Regions from separate parts of the Homo sapiens genome. Here region 2 is linked to region 1. The links are chromatin contacts, found by Hi-C in ENCODE. All regions are on one chromosome and are shown on one strand. Each heading gives the region's core, a stretch centred on a gene start or an enhancer-like site at or near the end of the contact. The rest is flanking DNA. Distances are from core to core; before and after follow the strand shown.

What was found. Hi-C counts contacts between places; a loop is a spot of excess contacts on that map. Pooled maps may share reads with other maps.
Region 2: a loop to region 1 is called in a map of Calu3, with 9 times the contacts of the local background. The contact joins the promoter of DDX1 here to the enhancer-like site in region 1. A Hi-C loop is called at or near these places in 3 of 168 maps with a recorded cell type or tissue (Calu3, IMR-90 and heart left ventricle), 3 of 37 single-sample maps with no recorded cell type and 9 of 50 pooled maps.

What each region holds. Positions count from the first base shown.
Region 1 is chr2:14,421,160-14,425,114 of GRCh38, reverse strand. No RefSeq gene overlaps it. Among named protein-coding and RNA genes, the nearest start is that of LINC00276, 22 kb to the right of the region's middle. Within about 2 kb of position 1,799, at least 2 of the 41 ENCODE cell types and tissues checked have a DNase peak (open chromatin) inside an H3K27ac peak, as active enhancers do.
Region 2 is chr2:15,589,948-15,593,902 of GRCh38, reverse strand. It overlaps DDX1 (DEAD-box helicase 1), which reads right to left and starts at 2,035. Exons shown (of 26, transcript NM_004939.3): 1 at 1,954-2,035. The coding sequence starts at 1,969. LOC124905975 (a long non-coding RNA gene) reads left to right here and starts at 2,134. Exons shown (of 2, transcript XR_007086224.1): 1 at 2,134-2,443; 2 at 2,571-3,955. RefSeq lists an enhancer at 1,937-1,996.

The DNA.
Region 1 (3,955 bases), core at 550-3,049:
TATCTGGAAAGAATAAGCATGTAGACATCTGCTGCACCGAGAACATCACTGGATAGTCAGCACTAGCCTGAAGAGACCATGAGAGCAGGACCTGAGAAATGAAAAATATTTTTTTTCCCCTTTTTGAGAAGAGCCTAAAGAGGTAGATGGAAATGCTATTCACTTTAAGTCCCTCAACTGAGTTTGTGTTGGGGCAGAGTATGAAACTTTCATTGGGATGAGAGAAATCACTTTTGATTTACTTTCAGATGACTAGTTTTAGTGCCTGAAATAATTACGAAAACAGGGTTTGCTTTTAAAATCAAGGGTGAATAGCAAGTCATGGTTCAGCTTGAATTGTCATCGAAGAGTAGTAGGGAATATATCTGAGAAACAATAAAACTCATTTCTATAGACTGAGCAACAGAGGGTTACTGCCTCCGTGCCATAAACTTCTAAGAACCAATTTATGAAGTCATTGTTAAAGATTAACTTGTAGTTACCACTAGAGTCATTTATGACTTCTCTTTTTTAGGGCTTTAAGTCTCAGCTTTACAGATAATTGAATGGTGGAATGATGACGAGAAAAATTCACAAGCAATATATATTTCAGTTAATATTTAAAATTATTTTTCTCTACATGAGAAAGTTGTCTAAATGCTATCCCAAAATTACTATTTTCTAAAAATCTAGCATTTTATTCCTGCCAGCTTTACACAGTGTAGTACAGAGGTAGGGGTTGAGAAAAGCATTTTTCTGGAGATATTTTTATCATGGTCTTTGGAGATATCCTATTAACTTTTTTTGTTCTTATTCAACTAGCAAATTGTTACCAGATTAGTTCATCTTGCACAGAGTTTGCAGAGAGCCAGGCTTACCCTCACTGCCTCTTCAGATGACTACCATAAACTTTTAAGATTTATCATCTGCTCCTTAGATAATTGCAACAGTAAACTAAGAAGTCTCTTCATCCCTCTTCCAGATTTGTTCCTTCTAAAACAGTTCCTATATTTCTACCTGAGAAATTTCCTCAACTTATCTTATCTTTATCTGTGTTTTAAACACAGAAGTTAATGCTCTCTATTGTAAAATCAAGTTTCAGCTTTTTATTCTAAAATATTATTGTAATTGTCCAGCATGTTCTTTTTGCCTGCTGCAGAAAAAAAGCCAATACATGGCGATAGTAGCATTGCCGCAGAGAAAAAGTTCAATTACCACAAGGTGTCTGGGCAGGAGGATAAGAGCTATTTCTCAAATCCATCTCCCTGAGAGCTTAGAGGCTAGAGTTTAAAAGAATGATGTGGTGGGCAGGGGGCTAGGGAATGGGTGCTGTTTATTGGTTAAGGATGAAATCATAGATGTATCCGAATTGTCTTCATGTACTGAGTCAATTTCTAGGTAGGGGTCACTGGACCATTTGAGTCAGTTCCTTGGTATGACTCATGGGTTCAGGTGGCCTTGGTTGGTCTGCTTGAATGCAAACATCTGAAAAATATCTCAAAGACCAAACTTAGGTTTTGACAATATGGCTGTTATCTATAGGAACAATTGGGGAAGTTACAAATCTTGTGACCTCCAGCTACAAAACTCCTAGCAGTAATCAAGATAGGGAACAATGGCTGGCTATCACTTAACTATGTTTATAGCTTAGCAGAATTCAAGCCCCTATCATAATTTTAAACTTGTGACCTTTCATCAGTTTTTACAAAGGCAGTTTCATTCCCCAAACAAGGAGAGTTAGTTTCAGGAAGGAGCTATTATCGTCCTTCCTTTAAAGTGTAAACTAAATTCCTCTGGTAGTTAGCTTGGCCTGTGCCCAGAAATGAGCAAGGGCTATTAACTTGTAAGGTTATAAGCAAGATGGAGTCAGCTGTGTTAGATTTCTCTGCCATAATCTTTGCAAAGTTAGTTTCTTTCTTTATATTCAGGCACTTGTCTACCTCTTTATTTTCCTTTCTCACTTCCAGCCTAGTAATTGTCATAACAGTCATTTTCCTTCTACTAATACTGGCACATCAAGGGCAAATACAGTATCATTTTCAAGACTTTATTCTCACAGCCTGGCACAGTGCTTGGAAGATAGTGAGGATGCAACTAAACAGAGTTCTAGTTCTTTTATATTTCCTATCTTTTTTCAGACATAGTCAATCAAGTAAAATATAGAATTTCATAATTACTTGAAAGAATGATGATATGATGTATCCTTCCACAATGAACGTACCTAATTTTGGAGGTTCTTGAACATTTTGAGCCTCTGTTGTTTGCTTAGTGAGTTAGGTCGGAATTTTAAAGCAAAGGAAGGCAGCAAATAAAATGAGGCCAGATTCAAAGAAATCTATCTTAAGACTAGAGGGTATTTAAGTTAAATAATTTTTAAAAATGCAGTCAATGCCCCTGTTCACTGGCGATTTAATGTATATTACTCATTACTAGGATTATGCTAGAGGGCAGAAATAACTGTTGAAAGTTACAGAAGTCGCAGAACTGACATTTTTTTACCATAACTTTCTTTTGTCTCACATCTGGTGGGTGACTAAGATAGGATGTCCTGAGGCATCTTTCTTCATCCAAAGCGTGTTTTTAATCCATCATCCTACAGAATTAGTTACAGGAGAAGTTCAAACCCCTACCGTCCAGGGTCTCTGTTGGAGAGCTACATCTACATTTATGGACCTAGACAGTAGCCAGCCATGATGAACTAAACTTCTGAGACCATGGAGTAAGGGAATGACTACCATGTGGATGAGACAGAAGGCATACTGAAGGTGAGGCTGTGGCTAAGGTGAAAAAGAAGATTATTTGGCAGTGGAAGAAGCCTAATAACTGAGGGAAGATACCATAAGACAGTGTGTGTATGTGTTTTTAAAATAGTCTTCATTTTTTGGAACAGTCTTAGATTCACAGCAAAATTGAGCAGAACGTACAGATTTTCTGCATATCATCTTCCCCCACCCAGATATAACTTCCTCCATTATCAATGTCTGGACAAGGGTGGTACGTTTGTTATAACTGGTGAACCTACATGGACATGTCTTAATCACTCAAAGTCCACATTTTACATTAGGGTTCACTCTTTGTTTTATATATTCTGAGTTTGAACAAATGTACAGTGACATATATTAACCATTATCGTATCATAAAAATTAGTTTCACTGCTCTAAAAATCCTCTGTGTTCTGCCAATTCATTCCTTTCCCTAATCTCTGGCAAACGTAGAATTTTTTTTGCCATCTCCATAATTTTGCCTTTTCTAGATGTCATATACCTGGAAATGTACAATAGTGATCTTTTCAGATTGACTTGGCTAACTTAGTAGCATGAATTTAAGTTTCCTCCATGTATTTTCTTGACATGATAGCTCATTTCCCTTTAGCATTGCATAATATTCCACTATCTGGATGTACCACAGTTTATTTATTCATCAAACTACTGAAGGATGTCTTGGTTGTTCAAATTTTGACACGTATGAATAAAGCTGCTATAAACATTTGTGTAGACATAAGTTTTTAACTCCTCTGGGTAAATATCAAAGAGCATGATTGCTAGATTTTATGGTAAGAGTATGTTTAGCTTTGTAAGAAACAGCCAAACTGTTTTCCAAAGTGGATGTACTATTTTGCATTCCTACCAGCAATGAATGAGAGTTTTCGTTGCCCTGCATTCTTTCTAGGGCTGGTAGTGTCAATGTTCTGGATTTCAGCCATTCTAAATCCAGTAAGAAAGTGTTTTGATGCTGTTTGTGTGGTTGTAAGGAGCTCACAGAATTTTGCAAAGTGAGTGAGTCTTCCTCTTCCTGCCACCTGCTCCAGCCTCTCTCCTGTTCACATTAGGCAGGAGAAGCAAGGCTTGGATCTTTCTTTTCTATACCTTGCTGTTTTTGGTCTCTGGAAGGTCTAAATTTGGTTTCAGATCTCTTCATTTCCTTTCCCAGAGCATGGCCTTACTAAAATTTAGTTTTGCTGACTAACAATTCTCTA
Region 2 (3,955 bases), core at 786-3,285, 1.2 Mb before region 1:
GGGTTTCACTGTGTTAGCCAGGATGGTCTCAATCTCCTGACCTCGTGATCTGCCCACCTTGGACTCCCAAAGTGCTGGGATTACAGGCATAAGCCACTGCACCTGGCGACTTTCCTAGCTCTTAATCTCAGGAAAAAAAAAAGCCACAGATAAACTAATGAAGATCTAAAGTTGAATATCCAGGCAGACCTTCCTAAGAATTAACCTGTATTACAGTCTATGTTCTCTCTCCTAAAATGCAAACTGCTTGAAACAAAGGAGTGGTGTGTTCTTACTGCATACGGAATACTGCAAGCTGAAGCTCTTTGCAAAATTGTTATACAAGAAACAACATATCATTTTCAGTAAATTCCAGACAATCTCTTGTACCATTCTGGTCATGTTCCCTGCAAGTTTTCTTTGAAAGCGGACCTTAAGTATAATACTTTTAACAGTTAAGGAAAAATTAGAAACATTCGTGAAATTCCAGTTTTGTCTTATTTCATATCACAGACTTTTTCCAGTCCTTTACCTCTAACATTCATGAAATTTGTGTATGACTCCCAAAGATGTGAACCTATAAAATGACTACCTAGAACTATCCTACAGACCTTGGCTCTAAAATCGTTTTAGGAGAATGTTGGGAAAAGAAAAACAGCAACAACTCTGAGCAGTTTCCAATTGAATCCTATTAGAAGATGTAACTGAAACAGTCAGAAATCTTACATGACTGTTGCACTTTGGGAAGCCGAGGTGAGCGGATCACCTGAGGTCAGGAGTTCGAGACCAGCCTGGCCAACATGGTGAAACCCCCGTCTCTACTAATAATACAAAAATGAGCAGGGCATGGTGGTAGGCGCCTGTAATCCCAGCTACTCAGGAGGCTGAGGCAGGAGAATTGCTTGAACCTGGGAGGTGGAGGCTGCAGTGAGCCAAGATCACACCATTGCACTCCAGCTGGGGCGACAGAAGGAGACTACATCCCCCCACCCCCCCATTCTCCCCCCCAAAAAAGAAAAAAAATATCTTACATGACTGGAGATATGGAATTCCTAATATTCTTACAGAAGAAAACTAAAAAATATAAAATACTACATCTGAAGTCATCTTAAAAAGTTAATAACATTAAAGGACATTAGGCCTAACGTGATACATTTATATAGCAATAAACGTTACATAAGTGCTACATAAATGTATCACGTTTAGCGCATTTAAGGCTGATTACAGCTTCCTAAAACTGGATGCCTAACAGGAGGATGATAAAGCAAGAGGCGAAAATATCAACTGTAGGGTTCGATAAGCCATATCAAATCATATTTGGAATAAAGGAGGGTAGCAGACGGCAAATAAATATGAATTTTCCAAACTTATGTTGGACTGGTGCGTACGTTAATGAAAATGCTTTCCCTTTAGCTTCAACACTGAACATTAATGTTGATATAACAACGTTTAAGAACAAATAAAGATCAGGTTTATGCCTGGGACGTTTTGGAAGGGCCTGAAAAAACTGGACAGAGGCAGGATCGTCATTTTTCCCCAATGACTCCTCCCCACGCCGTCTCGCCTCTCTGCCTGGCCAAGCCCAGATGAGCCGCGGGCAGAAAAGGGTTCCCAAAGGGTCACTGCCACGTTAAGAGGCAGGAGGCCCAGGCGTCTGGGAGCCGCCAGAGCAACGCCGCCGCCTAGATTTTGCAGCCGAAGGTGCACTGGCAGGAAAGCCAAGTGGAGACTGGTAGAAGGGAAAGGGCAGGGGGAGGGACGTTCCGGCCCGCTCCTGGGAAGAATCGTCCTCCGAACCCGAGCCGCGGCCGCCCCTGATCCCGCAACGCGGGTCCATCAGGGACTGCAGCGGACAGCGCCCTTCTGTCTCCCTGACCCCTGTCCGCTCCCGCCCCTTTAGCTCTCCGCGGGCGGCCCCAGGGCTGAGGCGTGCAACAAGCCGCCCCACCACCCCCAGAGTTTCCACAAACGCACCGGAGAAGGCCGCCATCTTCACCCCGTCCTCCGCGGCTTCGCCTGCTCGCTCCCTCCCTCCCGACTGACACGGCGTGGCAGTGGCGGCGCGCGCTTCCGGCCCCTGGTCTTCGGCGTTCGGAGTCCGGGCAGGGACTCAGCCCCGGGAGAACGGTTCCGATGGAAGGAAAGGCCCGCGCCGGCCCCGCCTTATGCGCCTGCCGCTGAGCGGACCTCTGGGACCTAGGGCTTCTGGACGCCGCCTTCGTTCTGGGCACCATGTGTTCGGAGCACACCACGCGGTATCAGGGTCACAGCTACAGAGAAGGAAGCAGATGTTTGGTGATTAGGGTCATCCAGTGGGCTCAGGCTGACACCACACCGTGCCCTCCCCACTCAGTCCCCCAGCTTTCCAAAGGTGAGCAGGGCCTTGGTGTGTGAATGACCCGGAGAGATGGACTGGATTCATTGCCCTGAGCACCAATGCCAGTGAGTGCCTGGCAGCCAGTAGGTATTTGTTACATTTTTTTTTTAAACTAAGTAATGATTTAGGTCTCCCTCCCTTCACCCATGTTTGATGTCGCTTTTATAATTTCGGGTTTGACTTCCATGCAATTTTAACTCCTTTCTCTTTGCAGAGAGATGGGGAAAGTAAATGAGGAATCCTCCCAACCAGACACTCACTCTGTCAGGAAGGTATTAGAATCTTTAGATGAGGACTCTAAAATTCGGGAAAGTTAAGTCACTTATCTAAAGACACATATCTACCGAATGGCAGCGTGGGATCTGAGCCACATCTGCGCAATGCGAGGGCGCGTGCTGTGCTATCTGTAGCCTGCCCCAGAGTGTCATGGAGAAAAGTGGAACCCTCAGGCAAGATAGAATAGGGTTGCAGCGGCCGGGCGCGGGGGCTCACGCCTGTAATCCCAGCACTTTGGGAGGCCGAGGCAGGCGGATCACGAAGTCAGGAGGTCGAGACCATCCTAGCTAACACGGTGAAACCCCTTCTCTACAAAAAATACACACACACACACACACACACACACACACAGAAGAAGCCGGGTGTGGTGGTGCATGCCTGTAGTCCCAGCTACTCGGGAGGCTGAGGCAGGAGAATCGCTTGAACCCAGGAGGCGAAGGTTGCAGTGAGCCGAGATCGCGCCACTGCACTCCAGCCTGGGTGACCGAGCGAGACTCCGTCTCAAAAAAAAAAAAAAAGAAAAAAGAATAGGGTTGCAGCTACTCCGGAGGCTGAGGCATGAGAATCACATGAACCTGGGAGGCGAAAGCTGCAGTGAGCTGAGATCGTGCCACTACACTCTAGCCTGGGCGACAGAGGGAGAGTCTGTCTCAAAAAAATAAAAAATAAAAAAGATAGAATAGGGTTAGAAGTACAGAGTTGGGAACCATATTCTGAGTTTGGATTCTAGGTCTGCCACTTGCTTGCTGTGTGACCTTGAACAAGTCATGAAGCTTCTTTGGGCTTCAGTTTACTTACCTGTGAAATAGGGATGAACAATAGTACCTTTCTCATATGATAGTTATGAGGATCAAATAAAATACATAAAGCATCTAAAATAGTGCATAGCACATGGTGACAATATAACTAGCTCTGTTATTACTATTACATGTAACAGGATTCACCTGAAGCTCCAAAGGCCCAGGACAATACACTCAGCCCTGCAGCTTTACACTTCCAGGGGGCACTATTCACATTATATTCTCTATTCTTGTTATATTTTGTCTAAATAAGACCCTGAGAGTTATGCAGTGTACCAGTTTTGAATGGATACCAAGTACCCCCACATTCCAAGGAGAGATACAAGACCCATATTATGCAGGACTTGCCAAAGGGAAATCTGAAATCTAATTTTTGTGCCTTTTGCCAATGCCCACCTTTAAAGTGTGAAAAATCGGCTGGGCATGATGGCTCATGTCTATAATCCCAACACCTTGGGAGGCTGAGGCAAGGGGATCACTTGAGCCCAGAAGTTCAAGACCAGCCTGGGCAACATAATGAGAC